Regions from separate parts of the Homo sapiens genome. Here region 1 is linked to region 2. Evidence: chromatin contacts called from ENCODE Hi-C data. All regions are on one chromosome and are shown on one strand. The core of a region is the stretch at or near the end of the contact, and the rest is flanking DNA. Distances in the headings are between cores, read along the strand shown. Region 1 holds the start of MGAT1 (alpha-1,3-mannosyl-glycoprotein 2-beta-N-acetylglucosaminyltransferase). Region 2 overlaps LOC128966623 (a long non-coding RNA gene).

The links. A loop is a pair of places that touch in the nucleus more often than their neighbours do. Pooled maps may share reads with other maps.
Region 1: a loop to region 2 is called in a pooled map, with 2.3 times the contacts of the local background. The contact joins the promoter of MGAT1 here to the enhancer-like site in region 2. A Hi-C loop is called at or near these places in 4 of 37 single-sample maps with no recorded cell type and 4 of 50 pooled maps.

What each region holds. Positions count from the first base shown.
Region 1 is chr5:180,798,972-180,804,689 of GRCh38, forward strand. MGAT1 (alpha-1,3-mannosyl-glycoprotein 2-beta-N-acetylglucosaminyltransferase) reads right to left here and starts at 3,835. Exons shown (of 2, transcript NM_002406.4): 1 at 3,709-3,835. RefSeq lists enhancers at 3,147-3,854, 3,855-4,561, 4,705-4,814, 5,269-5,718 and silencers at 3,665-4,024, 4,195-4,274, 4,285-4,334.
Region 2 is chr5:179,528,640-179,534,650 of GRCh38, forward strand. All of the region lies in intron 4 of LOC128966623 (a long non-coding RNA gene), which reads left to right. LOC105377762 (a long non-coding RNA gene) reads right to left here. Exons shown (of 4, transcript XR_941315.4): 4 at 5,906-6,011. Among named protein-coding and RNA genes, the nearest start is that of RUFY1, 19 kb to the right of the region's middle. RefSeq lists enhancers at 1,132-1,738, 1,739-2,344. Within about 2 kb of position 2,117, at least 13 of the 41 ENCODE cell types and tissues checked have a DNase peak (open chromatin) inside an H3K27ac peak, as active enhancers do.

The DNA.
Region 1 (5,718 bases), core at 2,585-5,084, 1.3 Mb after region 2:
CCTGAACTCATTCCTTCGTAGGAAACACTGTTTTAAGTCTGGACTCTTGATGTAGTTTCCCAGCTGGTCCACCTGTCACTAATCTTGCTTCCCTCTCACAAACCTTCCCAACAGCAACAGCGCATCCTTCCTGACAAGTACACCTGGTCACGACATTAACTTGCTTTAAAAACCATCAGAGGCTGCACTGCCCACAAACTCAAACTCAAACTCATTATGATGACATCCAAAGCCCTTCAGACAGACTGTCTGAAACATCCCTTTTCAACCTTACCTCCAACCACTAACCCCATGGACCCTGCACTCTGGCCTCAGCAGGCTGCTTTTTCCCCAGTAAGCATATACCTGGACGCTGCTGTGTCTCTGCTCCAGCTGGTCCCTCATCCTGGAATTTGACCCACAGCGCCACCTGCCAGCCACCCACACATCCTTTCAGGCCACTTCAGGTGACTCCTTCTGTAACATCACAGACAGAGCCAGGCCTCCCTATGACTACACTCCCACAGCACTCTCTCCACGCTGTAACAGAATCTGTGGCCACGCTGACCTGACTCCCACCTTCCTCCTTAGGAAAAAAGACTCTATGACCTCTGTGCCCACCACAGTGCTTGGCACATGTATGAGGTTCAAGTGGCTGGATGGAAGACTGCTTGCACTATTACCGAAATCAGGGAGAAAGATGGCCAACGCAGCAGCAAGAGAGTGAAGTGTGACATTTTCCAGAGATGACCGCACATATCCCATTCCATATGCTCTTCTTACAAGTGATAAAGACACTCCTGCCTCCAGAGCTGAGGGTCTATGTTCCCTCCCTTTGGTTCTGGGAAGAGATGCTATGTGACTTGTGAGACTAACTCATAAAAGGCAGTAGTTTCCACCTGGTCCTCTTAAGATGCTGACTCCTAGGACCCTGCTATATGGACAGGACACTGCTACATGGACAGGACCCCCATAGGTATTCCAACTGACCACCCCAGCTAAGGTCCCAGCTGACAGCCAGCATCAACCGCTAGACACAGGAGACAGCCCTCCAGATTATCCCAGCCCCAGCTGACTGCAATGGCGTGAAAGACCACAAGCAAGAACCACATAGCTGAGATGTTAATAAAATGATTCTGTTGTTGTAAGCCACTAAGTTCTGGGGTGACTCATTATGCAGCCATCAGTACCTGAAGCAATGAGAGAAACAGACTCTAGATAATCTTGACAAGCAGGGCAAGTGCCCTCCCTGCCCTCTGTGCTCAGCTCCAAGTCCAAACACTGAGGCCCTGTCTCCACTCATGTCTCCTTCCTTAGTAGGTATCTACTCCTGCATAATAAATTACCTCGATATTTAGTGGCTTAAAACAATAGTTATCACTTACTCCTCACAGTTTCTATTGGTCAGAAATGTGGACAGTGCAGCACAGAGGAGATGACGTGTCTCTGCTCCACTATGCCTGAGGCCTTGCTGAAAGACTCAAAAGCTGAGGGCCAGATGCCCCTAGAGGCTCTCACATTCTCTCACATGTCTGTAGGATGATGTTGGCAGCAGCTGAGACCTTATCAGCAGGAGTGCTCACTAGAACCCCTCTATGTGGCCTGGAAATGTCCTGGAAGTGGTGGCTGCATTCCAAAGGTGAGTGTTCCAAGAAAGCGGGCAAGCCAGGTGAAAGTGTATCCTGTTCCTGATTCAGCCTTGGATCAGGTCTGTCTTACTCACTGGTCAAGGGAACCACAAGTCCCTATTGACATGCAAGGGGAGAGAATCATAAACCCCACCACTAGGTGGGAAGTGGACAATGTCAAACTATAACTACATGTGGAAGGGGATACTTACGGGTGAGGCCCTTGAGGGAAAATACAATCTGCTACACCTTCCTTTTTAAATAGAACAACTGCCCTTAATCCTGACCTGAGTTCCTAATGATGTCATTTATGAGACTGGCATGCAAGGCACAGACTCAAAACTGGCTTTGACTTTCTAGAGTTTTCACAACTCCTTTAGGGAGGTGACACAGCCAATCCACACCACCAGGTACAAAGACATCTGCACCATGGTGGGAGATGAGAAGTGAGTCTTTTCAGTACAAAACCCTTCAGCTAAAACCGAGGTGGCTCTGGGTAGGCGCCACCTGCCCCTATGGGGCTCACTCAGTTTCTGAAGCATTTGAAGGACTGCCTAGGAGCTGTGAGATCCTTTCTAACACTCTGATACCATGGTGTTCTCCAGCCTATTTCCTTTATCTGGCAAAAAATGTTTCTTAAATAGCAAGTGAACACCAGATAGTCAACTTCCAATCATGAGCAATAAGCGAGAAGTTATATTTAGCTGTAAAATTAAGTACAGAAGTGGAAGAAATGGTAACAGATTTTCCCTTCTATCTCTGCTTTGCTTAAAGTTAAAAAGCACTACGTAAAAATTCCAGAAAATATAGACATGTCACAGGTAATGGAACTCTAACTGAACTGCTTTCATGTTCGTTCTTAGACCTTGGCTGGACTCCTGTATCATGTACCAGGCCCATAATTTCAGGACGGAAAAAAAAGAAAGGTAGTCAGAGAAGATACACTAAATAATTCAAGAGTTGAGAGAATAAGACCTAGGAGGGAAGGGATGCAGGTTATTCATCCTGGAAAAGAAGAGCTAAATACAAGTGCCACAAAAGGCATGAGGCCTGGGATTCAGGCGATCCAGCCAGCAAGCCAGGCAACTTTGGACAAGTCACTTGACCCACTTGTACCTTAGTTCTCTCATCTATAAGGTGACAGGGTTGATTTGGTTCATCACAAGGTCCCACTGCCTGGATACTGACGACAGTGACAATTTCCCTACTGCCCCGAACAGTAATGAGTTTCCCTTGTTAACACAGGCCACTGAGGTCAGGCATACCGCAGTGCTTCTAACAGTGAGAATGAGACACAGAAGCAGGGAAATGGGTGAGCTCAATGGTCCCCAGAATTGGGAAGGACCAGGACGCAGTGATTGCTGATGGAAGGCAGATCCTGGATGATGTGAGCACGTAAGAGCAAAGGCTACACGGCCTGAAAAAATACCGTAAATGACTGAAAATAAAGCTGGGCAACATCTCAGCCAGTGATGTTCTAAAACAAAACGGCAGACCCACTACAGCAGCAAGGGTTAACCAAAGTGAAGCTTCAGCCTTCAGGGAGCCGGCCAGCCACAGTCCCTCTACTTCAGAGTTTATCAGACGCGGGCACTGCACGTCCCGGGGCTCTCTACTCCACACACGTTAGCAAACAGGAAGAAAAGTTTTCTTGCCAACTTATTATATATATATTTCAACACTGAATCAACATTTCCTTTCTGCTGAGGAGAATCAGCCTCTATTAACTTGGGGAAAGGATGCTGGAGTGAGGTTAGGGGGGAAAGGCCACTCCCCAATCCCACCCCCTCCCTGCCCCGCACGCACGGACGCCCGGGGCCGAGTTTCACAACATCCTCCCCAGTCCGCGGAGCCCGCCCTTCCTCTAACAGCTGGAGGCCCGGGATTCCGAAAGCAGAAGGCGGAGTTCCAACCTCTCGGCTCGGGAAGGGACTAACGCGCAGCTGGCACCGGGTCGGACCGGGCCGCTCCCCAGCCAAGCCCCCTCTCGCTAGCACTCATGGGCACCGGGGCTTTGGGGCGACCCGACGTCCCTTGGGCTCCCTCTCGGCGCCCGCGAGGCCTCCCCCGGTCTGACCTCCGTCCCCGGACACCTACTCACCAGGTCCTCCCGACGTCCTGGCCCCGAACTTGGCCTGCTCCGGGGCGCAGGGAGCGAGCCCGGTGCCCAGGCGCGTCCCAAGCGCTGCCGCGGCCGCCTCGCCTTTCGACTCGCCAGCCCTTTCTGCGGCGCGCCGGGGCCGGACGGCCGGGCGGGCAACGTGGCCCTTCCCCGGCAGGCGGGGCGGGGCGGGGCGGACTGAGGGGCGTGACCGACAGCCCCGCCGCGCCCCGCCCCCCGGCCGGCGTCCGCCAGGCCCCCTCCTCCTGGCCCGCCTCCTTTCCCCGCCGCTTCTCAGTCAACCCAGGACCCAAGTTTTCCCAGGACCCCAACTTCGGGAGTCGGCTTTCCGGCTCCCTGGCGCAACCCTGAGGGTGGACGCCCGACCCCACCCCTGCCCTCGGCCCTCCAGCGCAGCTGCCCAGCCTGGAGCCGCGCCTGAAGTGGGCCCGCAGTCCAGGAAAGGCGTTCACCAAACCCTAGGCCAAGGGCTGGGAGCCAGTCCCCCCACCCCAACCCAGGGGAGGCTGAGGAGCCCGGGTGGGAGCCCCAGGGTCGCGTGGGGCAGGGACAGAACAGGAACCAGGGTGCCCGACGGGGGGCCGGGGGGAAACACCTGTGCCAAAGCAAGCCGGGGCCAGCTGTGGCTTCTTCCCTTTTGTTTTTCCTTGGTGGGTGGGGAATGAGAGCTTCAGTTCTGAGTAAAGAAAGCGAAGAGAGACCTACCAGCAGGGGAGGCCCACCAGCCCTAGGCGGGAAGGACTCGGTCACAAGCTTTGGCGGAAGCACCATGGAAAAGCCTAGAACGGGTCTGCGCCCGGCTGGTGTTTTAAAGGGGAGGAAGGTGCGGACCTGAAGAGGAGGTGGAGGTGGACCCAGGCCCACCGAGGGGAGGGAGGGACAGCTCTTCCATAGCAAATACCTGTCGCTGAGCCAGGAGTAAAGTCTGGCCGGGAGGAGGACAGACGCAGAAGACCAGGGGCTCCAGCGCACAGAGCCAGTTTCGCCAGCGATCAGGTCTGAGGCCTGGATTCCACGAGGCCGGTGCAAGCCAGGAGCCAGCCCCACTCCCTCGCCCAGCTCCCTCCGGCCTGGCCCTCTGCAGAAGCCTGATGCCCACCCAGCTGTCTCACCATGGGACCCCAGGCGGTGAGGGTGGGTAGCCGAGGACTACAGGCTGCTGGGTAGCTGACTTCCCCAAGAAGGGCTGCTGCCATGTGATCAGGACCCACGCCCCTGACATCAACCCCTCCCCCGTGTTCCAGAGCACGGAGCAGCCCGGAACTCTGCGGCCTGTGGTTACTGACTGACTGCTCACTAACTTGTTTCTACATGAAACCACGAATCGTGCAGGGTTCTAGAGAAACAAAGGGCCGCGCGCACCCGCAGGCCCCTGCGTGGAGGCGAGGACCTAAATCAAAACTGCTAAGGGGTCACCAGGCATGGTGAGGGGCCTCACGGGCCAAACCCTCCCTCGGCCTGTCCTTCAAGCCTCAGCAGCTCTGCGGAGTGAGCGTTATCATCCCCATTCTACAGATAACTAGTTTGAGGCTCAGGGTAAGTGCAAACGTGCTGCAAGCCACCAGACCTGGTGGGGAGCATAGCCAGGTTTTAGACCGGGCACTCCTGTGCGCCCCCCAACACCCCCGCACACATCCTCCAGCGCCAGTGCTTTGAGAGGGCTCTGTCTCCTCTCAGGCGCTGCCGTGAAGCCTCCGCTTAAGTGGCCAGAGCCCAGACCTGGAGGTGGAGTGGGAGAAGGGCAGGCCCACCGAGGCCGCCGTGTGCAGTGTGCGATGTGCGGGAAGCCCGTGGCTTCCACTTTAGCTGACTGCGCGCACTGTGGCAGGAGCCTCGAACCCAGGCGGATATGCCAGTCAGAGGCCAGTGTCTGTCACCTCTGCCCTATGTTTGCCTAATGGAGGAGTCAGGGGCCTGGGGGCTCTGCACACTCACACTAGGTGTCAAGGCGTAAAGGAAAAAACAATTGTGTTTCCTAAAAGTGAAAAG
Region 2 (6,011 bases), core at 867-3,366:
GCGCCACTGCACTCCAGCCTGGGCAACAGAGTGAGAATCTGTTTAAAAAAAAAAAAGAAAAAAAAAGTGAGTCCCATCTGATAAACCGAATATTTAAGTAAATTTGAAATATTTTTTGCCCCATGATATTTAGGGGTTTCTACTAATTGACTTTGATGTTCAAGGGCTGTTTTGTGATCCCAAAGCCATTGCCACTTTTACTTTGAACAAGCTGGACTCATGGGGTACTCCAGAGCCAACTCTGTTTTCTCCACGCAGCCTGCTCCTTGCTGCTGGTTCTGAGTCCCTGAATGAAATCTGGGATCTTCATGGCTTACCTACTTACATTCAGGAAAATAAAAAAAAAATCCTCCAGTCATCTCCAATAACAAGAAGAGGTCTGATTTCACTCATTAAACTATGCAGTGTGATGTCATAGCCAAATGGCCACACCGCATTGGAGAGCCAAGTTTTCTCTCCCAGAACAGCCTGCCTGGGCGCGGGCCACCATGCCCGGCTAATTTTTGTATTTTTAGTAGAGACAGGGTTTCACCATGCTGGCCAGCCTGGTCTCGAACTCCTGACCTCGCGATCCGCCAGCCTCGGCCTCCCAAAGTGCTGGGATTACAGGCGTGAGCCATTGTGCCGGGCCACTTTTCTTTCTTTCTTTTTTCTCTTTTTTTTTTTTTTTTGAGACAGAGTCTCGCTCTGTCGCCCAGGCTGGAGTGCAGTGGTGCCATCTCGGCTCACTGCAAGCTCCGCTTCTCAGGTTCACGCCATTCTCCTGCCTCAGCCTCCCGAGTAGCTGGGACTACAGGCGCCCGCCACCACACCCGGCTAATTTTTTGTATTTTTACTAGAGACGGGGTTTCGCCATGTTAGCCAGGATGGTCTCCATCTCCTGACCTCGTGATCCACCTGCCTGAGCCTCCCCAAAGTGCTGGGATTACAGGCGTGAGCCACCGCGCCCGGCCTCTTTTTTAAAGAAGGTTTTATTTTTGCAATAACATTACTAGCGCTATTGACAAGTATCAAATGCACACTGTATAACTACAGCAAACCCATCCACAACGTATTCGACTGTTCAGAGCCCTGAATGACATCTTGATAAAGAGCCAAAAGTTGTTTCCATAAAGATCTTCAAGGTGTTTGAGCACATCTTGTCAGACGCCCGTAAAGGAAGCTGACTCTCACTGGGTTCCAGGAATTACGTGGTTACGTCCATAACAGCCCATCTGACAAGTGGCAAATACCCGTGGAAAACCAATTAACTGTGCTCCTCGGTTTACCCTGGAGGATGGTGGCGGATGACGCGACTAAGTTTGCTTTGAGCCTGCTTCAAGTTCCAACTTCCTTGGAGTTAGTCGCATTTACAATTTAAAACATGCAAAAATCCACGCTTGTGTATGAAATTCGTGTTTCTTCAGAACATGAGGCTAAGACAACGTGGATATTATGGGATGATGGGCCGTTCACAGAGAAATCCCCGTCCCGGGCACACTCAGGCCTGGCGCCTGGCCTGCGGCTCACCTGGTGGGAGGAAAGGTTTCTCTGGGTGGTCCAAGGCGGCACAGGTGACCCAGGGCGAGGAGCCTCTGGGGGGCTCAGCGAACCCAGCGTCCACTCAAGCTCGTCCTGCCCCTGGCAATCCACGCGGTGCCGGGTGGATGCGTGGGAGCCACATCAAAGTCCCCCCACAAGTGCCTGGGGCTCCCCGCTGATTTCGAGGTCTACAGAATGGGTTTCTTGCAACTCACATCCTTCAGCTGGAGGACCCCAGAAAGGCAGAGCTCCCGTCCAGAGTGTGCTGGTCCCGGACGCAGACCTGCTCCCAAATGCCCTGGGGTCGGGCGTAAGGCCTGGGGATCGCCGGAGCCTGGTTTCCTCACTGCGGTGCTCACTGCCGCCGCCTCTTCCCCGGACGCCCGGTCTGTCTGAGGTCGCCGGGTCTGTGGACGCGGATCCGAATCGGAGCTTCCGAGGGTGATCTGAGATCCAAAGTCAGGAGTCTTCTGCATCCTGCCCTTTGTCAGCGCTGGTCCTCATTTCACCTGCCCAGGGCCTTCAGGAGGGGCGACACTCTCCGGCTGCGGGCGGCCCAGCGCTCGCCCCCCTCGGCCCCACGTACTCTTCCTGCCTCGCCCCCATCGCCCTCCTCCGGCTTCCCGCGCCTCCCGGGGCTCTGCGCTTGCGTCCAGGGCGCCCTCTCCGGGGACAATGGGCGGGTGCTTCGCAGGCTGCAGTCAGGGCCGACTTCACCCGGCGAGGACAGGGCGAGGCGCTGGGCCCAGAGGTATGTTTGAAACGATTCGCGTATGTGAATCTACTTTTTGAATTGTAAATTTTATGAAACCTAAATACAAATCATGTACTTCTTATGAAAATTTCGTGTCTGAATTAAGAAGTGCTATCAATATAAAAGAACAGATTTCGAAAACTTAGTACAAAAATAGAAGGTGAAATATTTCATTCATGTTTATGTTGATAACATGTTCAAATGACACTACTTTGGACGTATTGAATTAAATATATTATTAAAACTCATTGCACATATTTCTTTTTACTTTTCTAAGTGGCTACTACAAACATTAAGTCACATGTGTTCTTGCATTATATTTCTACTGGACAGTGTGCTGTACAAGAAAATAGAAAAAGTATAAAAATTATCCAGTTCATTTTATGAAACTAGAATTTTTAATTCTCAAATCAGATAAGGTTAACATAAAAATAAAATTATAAAACCATTTTTTACTTATGATCACTGATATAAAACAAAATATAGCTAACAGAATCAAATAGTATATATATAAATTTATCATATTGTATTTAAGATCTTTATTTTTCTAACATTCTTGGTCCTATGAAAACATTTCAGTATACAACATCAGAGAAAAACCATCATAATCTATATGCCAGTCATCACAATCGACATGGTATAATTTTTAAAAATAAACTATCTTGCCCTGTAGATGTATATATACAGCAGTCCCTCTGTATCCACAGGGGATTCGTTCCAGGACCCTCCCCCCAAAATCCACAATGCTCAAGTCCCTTATATAAAGTAGCATTGTACTGTCAGTCCCCAATTTATGATGGCTTCAATTGGGATTTGACTTGCCAATGGTGCAAAAGCAATGGGCATTCAGAACGCTTCTCATCTTACAATAGGGTTACATCTGGATAAACCCATTGTAAATTCAACTCGCCATATGGTCAATCTATACGATGGATGTATTTGGTTGTAACCCCATCATAAGTCAAGGAGCATCTGTATTTGCGTATAACCTATAACCTATGCACATCCTCTGTCCCAGGTTAATTATTTAGAGGTATAATTTAAATCACCTCTAAATTTTATTTTATTTTATTTTATTTTTGAGATGGAGTCTTGCTCTGTCGCCCAGGCTGGAGTGCAGTGGTGTGATCTCGGCTCACTGCAAGCTCTGCCTCCCGGCTTCACGCCATTCTCCTGCCTCAGCCTCCCGAGTAGCTGGGACTACAGGCGCCTGTAACCACACCCAGCTAATTTTTTGTATTTTTAGTGGAGACGGGGTTTCACTGTGTTAGCCAGGATGGTCTCGATCTCCTGACCTCGTGATCTGCCCGTCTCGGCCTCCCGAAGTGCTGGGGTTACAGGCGTGAACCACCATGCCCGGCCCAATCACCTCTAAATTATTTACACTACTAGTTAATACAATGTAAATGCTATGTAAATAGCTGTTGGGGCCAAGCATGGTGGCTCACTCCTGTAATCCCAACACTTTGGGAGGCTGAGGCAGGAGGATTACTTGAGCCCAGGAGTTCGAGACCAGCCTGTGGTCCCAGCTACTCAGGAGGCTGAAGTGGGAGGCTCACTTGAGCTCAGGAAGTTGTGGCTGCAGTGAGCTGTGATGGTACCACTGCACTCAAGCCTAGGCAACAAAGCAAGACTGTCTCAAAAAAAAAGTTGTTGTATTGATTTTTTTATTTATATTATTTTTTCTTGTTTTTTTTTTATTGCTTTTGTTTTTCAAATACTTTTGATCCACGGTTGATTGAAACCACAGATGTAAAACCCCAGGATACGAGGGGCCAACTGCATATAAAATCAAGTAAAACTTAGCTTAGGAATATAAGAATTTTTCTTTTTTATAGTATGTGTGTATATATATGTATATATGTGTGTCTATATAGGTATACATGTGTGTGTATATGTATATATACACACATATATATATATATATATTTTTTTTTTTTTTTAAATAGGGATGAGGTCTCACTATGTTGCCCAGGCTGGTCTCAAACTCCTGAGCTCAAGCGATCCTCCTGCTTCAGACTCCCGGAGTCCTGGGAAGAATTTTTCAACATCAAAAAATCTATTAACATGAGCTACCACAGTAAAAAGAAAAAAAACATATAATTATCTCAGTCTATTCAGAAAGAAATTTGATAAGATTTAAAGCCTACTTATGATTTTTTCCCTCTTAACTAATTAAGACTGGAAGAAACTTTCTCAACTAGTAAATTTCATATACCAAAAGCTTACATCAAAATTTTACTTGAGGAAGAAAATTGCAAAGATCCTTAATTAATTAATCCTTTAAGTCAGGATTAATTAACACAAAAATACTCAGTAATCCCCTGTGGTTTAACACAGAACTGCATTCTCCTGGTCAATGCCCTAAGGAAAGAAAAAGAAAGAAAAGATGTAAGGATTGGAAGATGAGAGAAAATTGTCATAATTCGAAGATGATATCACCGTCTACCTAGAAAGAAACCGCCGGCTGGGCGCGGTGGCTCAGGCCTCTAATCCCAGCACTTTGGGAGGAAGAGGCAGGTGGATCACTCAAGGTCAGAAGTTTGACATCAGCCTGGCCAACATAGTGAAACCCACTCTCTCGCTACGAAAAATACAAAAATTAGCTGGGCGTGGTGGTGCATGCCTGTAATCTCAGCTATTCAGGAGGCAAGGCAGGAGAATCACTTGAACCTGGGAGGCGGAGGTTGCAGTGAGCTGAGATCATTCCACTACACTCCAACCTGGGGGACAGAGTGAGACTCCCTCTCAAAAAAGAAAAAGAAAAAAGAAAAAAAGGAAACCAGCTGGGTGTGGTGGCTCATGCCTGTAATCCCATCACTTTGGGAGGCCGAGGTGGGCAGATTACTTGATGTCAGAAGTTCGAAACCAGCCTGGCCACATGGTGAAACCCCGTCTCTACTAAAAATATTGTAAAAATTAGCTGGGCATGGCGGCAGGCACCTGTAATCCCAGCTACTCAGGAGGCTGAGGCAGGAGAATCACTTAAACCTGGGAGGTGGAGGTTGCAGTGAGCCGAGATCATGTCCAGCCTGGGTGACGAAACGAGACTCTGTCTAAAAAAATTAATGAATTAATTAAAATAAAATAGTCAAACTCACAGAAGCAGAGAGTACAATGGTAGTTTCCAGGGGCTGAGGGGAGGAGGAAGTGGGGAGTTGCTGTTCAATGGGTTGAAAGTTTCAGCCCATTGATGAACGTGTTATCTGCTGCACAACGTCATGCCTGTTCATAATACTGCACTGCCCACTTAATTTGTGAAGAGGGTAGATCCCATGTTAAATGTTCTTACCACAAATTAAAAACAAAAAGAATCAGCCAATTAGAAATCCTTAATTTTAGTAATTTTTTATTTGAGGTAAGTTATCTTCTGAGGTTTTAAAGTAAAGAAATAGGCCAGGTCCAGTGGCTCACACCTGTAATCCCAGCACTGTGGGAGGCCTGGGTGGGCAGATAGCTTGAGCTCAGGAGTTCAAGACCAGCCTGGGCCACATGGTGAAACCCCATCTCTGCAAAAAATACAAAAATTAGCCGAGCGTGGTGGTGGGCGCCTGTGGTCCTAGCTACTTAGAAGGCTGAGGCGGGAGGATCGCTCGAGCCCAGGAGGCAGGAGTTGCAGTAAGCCAAGATCATGCATGCCACCGCCGAGGAGACAGAGCAAGACCCTATCTCAAAAAACAACAACGAAAACAAAAAAAAACCCTTACACAATGTTGACTCTAGATTGGTGCAACTC